Regions from separate parts of the Homo sapiens genome. Here regions 2 and 3 are each linked to region 1. The links are chromatin contacts, found by Hi-C or POLR2A ChIA-PET in ENCODE. All regions are on one chromosome and are shown on one strand. The core of a region is the stretch at or near the end of the contact, and the rest is flanking DNA. Distances in the headings are between cores, read along the strand shown. Region 1 overlaps LINC01837 (long intergenic non-protein coding RNA 1837). Region 2 holds the start of ZNF536-AS1 (ZNF536 antisense RNA 1). Region 3 has its middle 22 kb from the start of ZNF536-AS1.

Evidence for each region. A loop is a pair of places that touch in the nucleus more often than their neighbours do. ChIA-PET counts read pairs that join two places held with the same protein, here RNA polymerase II (POLR2A). Pooled maps may share reads with other maps.
Region 2: a map of gastrocnemius medialis shows a loop between it and region 1 (8-fold over the local background). The contact joins the promoter of ZNF536-AS1 here to the enhancer-like site in region 1. A Hi-C loop is called at or near these places in 6 of 168 maps with a recorded cell type or tissue (HepG2, IMR-90, K562 and 3 more) and 11 of 50 pooled maps.
Region 3: a loop to region 1 is called in a map of A673, with 5 times the contacts of the local background. The contact joins two enhancer-like sites. A Hi-C loop is called at or near these places in 34 of 168 maps with a recorded cell type or tissue (A673, IMR-90, Right ventricle myocardium superior and 15 more), 2 of 37 single-sample maps with no recorded cell type and 33 of 50 pooled maps. POLR2A ChIA-PET finds 5 or more read pairs at or near these places in 1 of 52 experiments (OCI-LY7).

Annotation. Positions count from the first base shown.
Region 1 is chr19:32,040,349-32,043,034 of GRCh38, reverse strand. All of the region lies in intron 2 of LINC01837 (long intergenic non-protein coding RNA 1837), which reads left to right. All of the region lies in intron 3 of LINC01533 (long intergenic non-protein coding RNA 1533), which reads right to left. Among named protein-coding and RNA genes, the nearest start is that of LINC01533, 16 kb to the right of the region's middle. Within about 2 kb of position 1,319, at least 2 of the 41 ENCODE cell types and tissues checked have a DNase peak (open chromatin) inside an H3K27ac peak, as active enhancers do; they include ovary, where a contact is called at or near this core.
Region 2 is chr19:30,668,818-30,671,503 of GRCh38, reverse strand. It overlaps ZNF536-AS1 (ZNF536 antisense RNA 1), which reads left to right and starts at 1,298. Exons shown (of 2, transcript XR_007067216.1): 1 at 1,298-2,686. It also overlaps a transcript of ZNF536 not described here.
Region 3 is chr19:30,691,278-30,693,963 of GRCh38, reverse strand. It overlaps a transcript of ZNF536 not described here. Among named protein-coding and RNA genes, the nearest start is that of ZNF536-AS1, 22 kb to the right of the region's middle. RefSeq lists enhancers at 716-1,338, 1,339-1,963. Within about 2 kb of position 1,328, at least 4 of the 41 ENCODE cell types and tissues checked have a DNase peak (open chromatin) inside an H3K27ac peak, as active enhancers do; they include ovary, where a contact is called at or near this core.

The DNA.
Region 1 (2,686 bases), core at 70-2,569:
AATTCAAACGGTGCAGGGGGACAGCTGCTCCTGGAGATGGATTCAGCCACGGCCTTTTCTTCTCTCGTGCAGCTAAGCCAAGCCAGGTATGAAAACGGTGCTCCCTTCCCCTTCTCAGACATCTTGTTTTTCTTTCTTGGACACACAGAGAAAGCTCCATTAAATATTGATAGTGTTTTGATACATTAAAATCGAGAACAAGTCAGAAATCTTATATACAATATACACAGATGTCATTTTTTTCTGGTTTCGCCATTTTTGACCAAAAGCGTCAATATTTTACAGGAATTTCTTTTCCCTTCAAAGCCTGCAAGAAGTCCACTTCTCACAGAATGCATGTCCAGTTGGTACTGAAACGGTTCCCCCCAACATGTCTGTGGAGATCGCGTTATTAATATTATTTGAAAAATCTACTTACCACTTGTGTTCAATTTAGCAAATTTGGAGCTTGAAAAAAACCCTCAAAATAATTTTCCTTCATCTGGCGGAGAGTAACATTGTTCATAATAAGTAAAAATAAATGTTTTGCCATTCTAAAAATAATTTAAATAAACTAGAATATATATTTCAAACAATATAGTTCATTTAAATTTATTTGAAAGACAAAAAAGGTAAAGAGAGAGAGAGAGAAAGAGAGAGGGAGAGATGGAGAGAGAGACCTCAGTTGCAGCTGTTCCAAAGAGTTCGGGTACAAATGTTCTTTCATTCCTTTGCATGATTTTGATAAAATTAGGTCAAAGAAATGTTCATTTGAAAACAGTGCTTTGTCATATTATCTACAACACATGTCTAGCAAATTTATGAATCCAGCATTCATCTGCGTGAAGTTTCAAATCCTAATGAATGGTTTAGACAGCATTGTCATCAATTTTCCGCAGGTGCAGCTGAGGCAATCAGTCAATTCAATCAAAAGCCTCCGTCAACTTGCGTGGCGCTGTCATTTTTTACATTCGGATTGCTGAAATTAACAAAAACGATCCTCCCTGAATGCCGTTACACTCCTCCCGCCTTTGGGTGGCGCTTTTGAGCAACGCTTTGCCGCTCGCCGTGCTGCAGGATCTCGCAGCATTTTTTTTTAACTTTATACTAACATAATATTTCTTTTGTGATATTATGGAGATAAAATTGCACTGTGTGTTTTAACACACATTACAACAACCTCTTAAGGCAAAAAAGTAAATTCATGCAAATGAGTTATAGAAAGTGAAAAAGATTTCTTGTTCGGTGCGGTGCGCGGTGGGACCCGGCGCTGGGAAACACTCCAATTGCCAGGTTCTGAACTTCCTCGTCCCTTCTCCTGTCAGGCTGTGCAATAGAGTGCAATGCGGGCTCTCAACTTTGGAACTGTTGCTTTAAGATTTAAGAACCAGGCCACCTGGTTGCCTTTATCTTGTGTTTCCTCTGGGTTTACCTTCCACTGCCTTCCAACAGTCTCTGGAAATCTCCGGAGTGGGCTTTACTGGTATCGGGAGAGGCACGTTTTATTGCAACCTGGGTGATGAGAATTCTCTTCCTATCACTGCAAGCTATTGAGCTCCTTCTCCTCAAACGGTTAACAGCAGCTTCAAACCCTGCCACTTACCTTAAAAGAGTTAAAGATCCTAAGAAAGAAAAGCTTTGGCTTTTTAACTCATTGAAAAATAAACTTGTTTCCAAAACTCTGTAGTCTAAGAAGGATTTCAGCAGTGCCAGTGAGGTAAAGAGAAAACTGCAAGAGACACTCTGCATATGGCAAAGATGAACACTCTGTCTTCTGTCTCCCAGGAACACTACCAGGTTCCTTCTAAATCTTTAGAATATATGGACAGACAGAAAGCACTTAGTATCAGTTTCTCCATGATGAATAGAGTTAACCTTTGTAGTTCGCCAAAAGTCAGTAAGTTTTTCTTTCCCATTTGTTTCAGTCCAACGATGAGTAGAAATGCAGGTAGGACCAGATAAACTCACATTGTCTTGGCCTTTTTGCTTAATGACAGCAGCCGACTGCTTACAGCAGCTGGCAAAAGAGAAGTGATAATATTAACTTATTTAAATAATCAGGTTACATGTAGTGACAGACGCACTCAAATTTATTAAAGTCGCTTGAAAAATATTTAGATGCTTTTCCTTTGCAGACATCATGAATGGTCAATTGCCCCAACATTTCTGAGGCCGTGTTAAAAAATACACTTGGTTTCTAGAAGAATGCAAATTCCAAGGAATATAATAAAAATGTTCTTTTAAACAACTAGCTATGTCACTTTGCAAATAGCTTTGATGTAGCATTCCTGCCTGCATAAAGTTGAAGCTACATCTGTGTCAGCCATACCTGAGTTTATGATACCTTCCCTGAGAGAGCAATTAGGGGCTGGTGAGGGCTGGAGTTCTAGCTAATATTTGAAACTACATGTGCGTCTGCAAGCTAAAGGGGAAAAAAGGGCTGTGATCATCTGTGAATAGAGAAAAGAATTCTAACAGCTCCTACCTTTTAGACACTTGATAAAAAATGCGGTTGGGGGGTGCCTGGAGAGTCTCAAGGGAGTGGCTTTTCCGCTGAGAAATGAAGACTGCCACATAGCCGCCAGCCGGGCTTGCTGTAGGAAGCTTACAATTCAGCTCTCTTCGGTGGAGTTTGAAGTTAAATGGTCCTGTCTGCTTCTTCTCTTGTTTGTGTCACTTGTTAAAGATCCCTTGAAATGCACCATTA
Region 2 (2,686 bases), core at 49-2,548, 1.4 Mb after region 1:
GTCACTTGGATGAAGCCGCCATCATCTCTGCTGAGTTGACAAGGCCTCCGTGACCTGGCCACAGTCTCTCTCCAGGCCTGTCCCTGGTCACTGCTTCCACACCCTCTGCATTTGCTCTAGGACAGACCCTTCAGCTCCCCGGCTGGGCCAACCTTTCCAGTGATCATCACATGCTACTCCTTTGGCTGGGAAGCCCCCAACTATGTCACGGGCACCTAACAATTTCCTCCAGATTTCAGACTGGACACATGACCCCTTCCCCAATGTCAAGCCTGAACATGGGTCATTGATGATTTGCCTAAGGGCAACACCCATGCTGAGTTATACCCCCTAGGTACCTGTGGGCCTGCACCATGGCGATCCTCTGGCAGATAGGATAATGATGCATTCATCCTTGTTCCTCTAGGGCTTGTGGTGAGCCTCACATGCAGAAGCACGTGCGTGCATTGAGTGAACGGGAAAATGAAAGAATGATTGAATGAGAAAGAGAAGGGGAGGGGAGGAGTCTCAGGGGAAGCCTGAGGCTGGGCCCTAGGGATGGGCAGAATGGGGTGGGGAGAGGAGCCTGGATAGAGCAGCAGAATGTTCTTGGCCATGAAATGGGCAATCATTCATCCATTTGATAGAGTGGACAGAGTACCTTCTCTGTGCTCTCGCTGTTACAGCCTGGCAGGGATACAGCAGAGAGCCAGGCTCCCGGGCTGAAGGGATGGACCCGGGAATGGCTCCTGCCTTCAGAACCTGCCTGAAGGGCGTGGGCAACAGAGGCACCAAGGGGCCAGTCCGGAAAGGCGTCTCTGGGGAAGGAAGGCCTCTGTCTCTGTTCTCAGACTCCACGAGGAAGAGCCTGGGAAATGCCTCCCCCAACAAAACCAAATGAAACTCTCTTTGGACTTCGTAGTGAACAGTTCATTCCCCGAGACCCGTCTGCGGGGGAGCTCAGTGTCCAACCTGGCAAGGCCGAGAAGACAACGATGACAAGGACTATATTAACAGCCCGTGTTGAGTAGGTGCTTGCCATGGGCCGGGCATCCCACAGACAGCCTTCCTGGCATGGATTTTCTCATCTGATCTATAGGATCGTCCTACACAGGTGCAGTCATCGTGACCACGGATTTCACAGGCAGAACACCCAGCCCAAATGAATGCCACAGTTTTCCAAGGCCACTCAGCGAATGAGGGCAAAAGACGGGATTCGAACTCAGGCATGCTGATCCCAGTGCACTAAGCGAATGAGAAGCGGCGCAGGAGGGGAGGAGTCTCAGAGGAAGCCTGAGGCTGGGCCCTAGGGATGGGCGGGATGGGGAGGAGAGAGGAGCCTCAGGAATTCGTTCCCCCATTGCACTAAGCCTCCCACGTACCCCTCCTTCCGCCAGCTTCTGGCACCTAGCCACAAGACGCCATGCTGCGCCAGAGGCTAAGAAGCCCGTGAGTCCCGGGCCCGCCCTCTCCCACCTGGGCAGGATGAGGGGAAAGGGAAAAGCTGCTTTGGAGAGAGGCAGATGCAGGCGTGAGTCTGTGTGACTCTGGGCTCAGCTCTTTTGCCCACTTCGTTCTCTTCCCTCCTGTAGAAGCAGGAACAATCCAGTCCGCCCTAGTTCATAGAACTCCTCCAGCCTAGCACTCAGCAGACGCTCTATTCGTGCACATTGCCACAATGAATACGTCATTGAACAAAGCGGTTAACCTGAGGTCTTTTCTCCTTTAATTTTTTCCAACAATAGGAACAGTTTTTATTTCCATACTTGCTCCGAACACCCTGAGAGACAGCAAAATTGGGTGTTTGTCAGTTGGTGCCCTCTACCCCACGCAGCCCCCCTGCAAGCTTCTTTCAGGTTTTAGGGAAAGTGGAGCCTTGTCCTTCTGCGAGGATCGGGCGCCCTCTTGCGGCCATCTCGGGATTCCCGAAGTTCAGGTCCCCGCAGCAGGAGAGTGGGATTCTCCGGGGCTGAGGACAGGGAGGCCAAGGGACCCCTCCGCCTGCCTGCGGAAGTGGCCTGGCAGTCCCCTACTCTCCAGGAGCCTGTCCCTTCTTTCTTCATCAGGCTGGACACCGAGGCTGAGTCCCCGGGGAAGCTGACCACGGCCAGGCACCGCCTAAAGGGAGTGTGTGAGGGATGGGGGCCGCCCCTCCCGCAGGCACAGGACTCAGCCATCACAAATGCCAGTGGTCCTTGGAACACGTCTGCCCGGCTGAGCCTGCCAGATGCCCAGTTTAGGGAAGCGCGTGAGGAACAGAAATGGAGGAGACCCGACCAGACAAGAGGCAGTCTACCCAGCTGCAGGTCGTGTCATTTCCTCTCCAAAAACAGACAGGGAGCGCCAGCCGCCTGTGCATCGCCCCACTGTGGCATTGGGACAATTGCTCCTGCTGTCCCCTTCCCTCCAGGAATGATCTAGCTGGGCTCTAGGAAGCCTCCAGGACTGCCACATTCATAGTTCCAGGGGCAGGGGCCACCATGAGCACAATGCACCCAGGCGTGTGAGGGGGTCCCCCGACAACCCTTGCCCCCGCTGCCCACTCAGAGACCACCCTCGCTGAGCTGCTCCTCCGTGGCCTGGCCCTTCTAAACCTCTGGCTCCTTCTTCTGGGCATTTGGGGTATGGGATCCCTTTCCTAATTAACCAGAAACGCCCCAACCAGGCTTGGGCACACAGGTGGTCCTCAGGAATCGGAGCTGGCTTA
Region 3 (2,686 bases), core at 79-2,578, 1.3 Mb after region 1:
CTCACCAAAAACAGTGTCGCGGGAGCAGTCACATTCCATCAAAATTCAGTGAGGTTGTATTGTATTAATGTGAGTTTATGTGTGAGAAAGAATCGCACATCTCTCTTCCCATAAAGGAATCAGACACCCGCAATCCATACCCACAGTATATATCCATATAGATGGGCACACTGGATATATTTAAAATAGCTACTTTTTATCATGCCCAATTCAACAAATTGGTACTGTGAACAATAGAAAATTACAAAGTAAAAAGGAAAGATGGAAGCATAAACTTTTCAATGCTCAGCCCTCATCCTGGAGCGCCACTAATGTCACGTGGCAGACATAAATAAATAAAATAAAACACAGAAGAGAGGTGTCTTTCTTTTTTTTTTATGAAGTCACAAAGGAAATGAGCCTCCTTTCTTCTCTTCTCTCCCCCCACTATAAAAGGCTCTCTCTAAAATCAAAGGTGTCAGACTTTGCATATCCTCTTGCTGGCATAATCCAGAATATGGCTGAGGAATGACAGATGTCCGCACCCAGCTGCAATGAAGCATGTGAAAGTTTCCATCTAATCCACTTATTTCTCTGTAGTCACGTAAACCAAAACAAATGGGCAGGGCTTTACATCAGGGGGAGGGGGAAAAAAACCTCACAGCATCAGGACTGTATTGCATAATGCAGTCTACACGCCATCTTGGTATCATCCTTCCTTCAGCAGGGATAAGGGCACCTTGTGGTGTGATCCAGTGTGGACCCAAGAGGGTCAGCTCATGTATCCCTTTGTCCCATGCGAGATGAGGTTTCTCAAGGGAGAGAGAAGTTTAAAATGAGTGGGGGGTGTCCGAAGCACGGAGAGGCATAGGGACAAGCGACCATGTGCAAGCACACACTAGTAGCACCTCCACGCTGCACACGTATACACACACTCTCTCTCTCTCTCTCTCTCTCTCTCCCCCCCAGGTTTTGGAGCTGCTAAACTAAGATGATCAGCTTAATCACCAGGCACCATCGTTTTCAACTACTTGAATAAATCCAGAGGAATTATAAACGGAGCCCGTGTGTAATTAAAGTGAGGGTTGTTAGACTCTTCATTTAATAAAACACTTCAAAAGAAAAGCCCTTATAGGTTTAGCAATGCCACAGGGAGCAGAAGGGTAAGTAAGCGCTGTGGGCGTGCGAGGAGGCAGCTCTGCCTCTTCCTAGTGTGCAGCGTGGCCACCTTCTGAACCCTCTCCCCTTTAAATCTTGTAAGGAGCCAGCCAGGAGCCGGAGTCTTGGGGCTCTGTCACCGCCAGCAGTTGCAACAGCTGCGAAGCACTCTTTCAGCACAAGTCGCGAGAAAAGACGTGACGGATTTCGCCCATGGCAGAACGGCGTTCCGTTTCTGGCCCTTCAGGCAAAAACAGTAAAGGCAAAGAGGAAAATTTGAGATTTCCCCCCTTAAACTTCCCACAACAACCTCAGCAAAACCACATGACTTGCCTTCTACAATCTCCCTGGTGTGTTCGCTGCCTCTTTGGCAAAGAATCAGAATTACTGTTATATAAATTCCATCTGATGCCAGAGCGACCATCTGTGAGTAAAACTGCTTCACCTACGTCTGCCTGCAAAGCCACTCTCCCAGAGACAAGGGAGAAGGGGAAAAAAATTTGATTAATTTGCAGAATGCTTGTGATTTGCTCATATATTATTATAACTGCTCATCAGCACATGATGAATTCCCAGCCCTCGGTGCAGGCACCCGTTTGGTTTCAGCAGTTTCTTGCGTCGGCACCTGACAGACTGCAGGGTTTCTAATGACTTTCAGATGCTTACAAACAGTAATTCTATCTTCAGAATCAAAAAGAAAAATCCGTAGGAAGAAAAGAGGAGCAAGTTCGTCTATTTCATTTCCTTCCTGTATATCCACATGATTTAACTCTTAAGGGCAGCCTGGGATCCGAGAGGGGGCCTCCCAGGCCCGGCCATGACCGCCTGCAGAGACAAAGACCCCCGGTCTCTGGAGGGGAGGTGGAGGCCCGGGCAGAGGCTGCAGGCAGGGGTGATGCTAGGCATCACCACCCGGGTGCCCACCACTGCCACAGCGTGGCCCTTTCTCTCCCTCTGTGCTTCCGAATCCCTTTCATTTGTCCACTTTTAATACCCTAATAACCTCTCACGTTCTCTGCAAACACATCTGCCTCGTAACTGCAGTTGGATGTCTGGTTTCCCCCCTCCCCATTTTTTTTTCTTTGCTTTTAAAACTCTGATGATGCCTTCTGAAGCCCTGCCTCTGTGCTTGATTGCCTGTTTTAGATTAGAGATTTTAGCAAGGAGACAAAGACTTCACAATACACATCAGTCCCACATATGAGGGCCCACAGAAGGAAAAGCGATAAAACGCAATGCACCATCTGTCCACAAACAATAACCTGCATGTTGGGAGCCTCGCAAATTATTTAGCATACAACCTTCCCAAATTACAGAGCCTTGAAACGGAGCGGAGTCTGGGCGTGAGACCCCCTTTGATGTCCTTTTGGTATTCCCACCCCCTCACCCTCAGCCCCAATTTGATTAACAGTTGAGGAATGTCTCGGTGACAAGTTGATTTTTAGTATCCGGATCTTCCTGTTCCATCTGGCCTGGGATCCGAGCGGGGACGGGCTTGTCCCCTGGCCGCAGATCTCTGGAGACGACCGCCCTGATGCAAAGTCTGCCT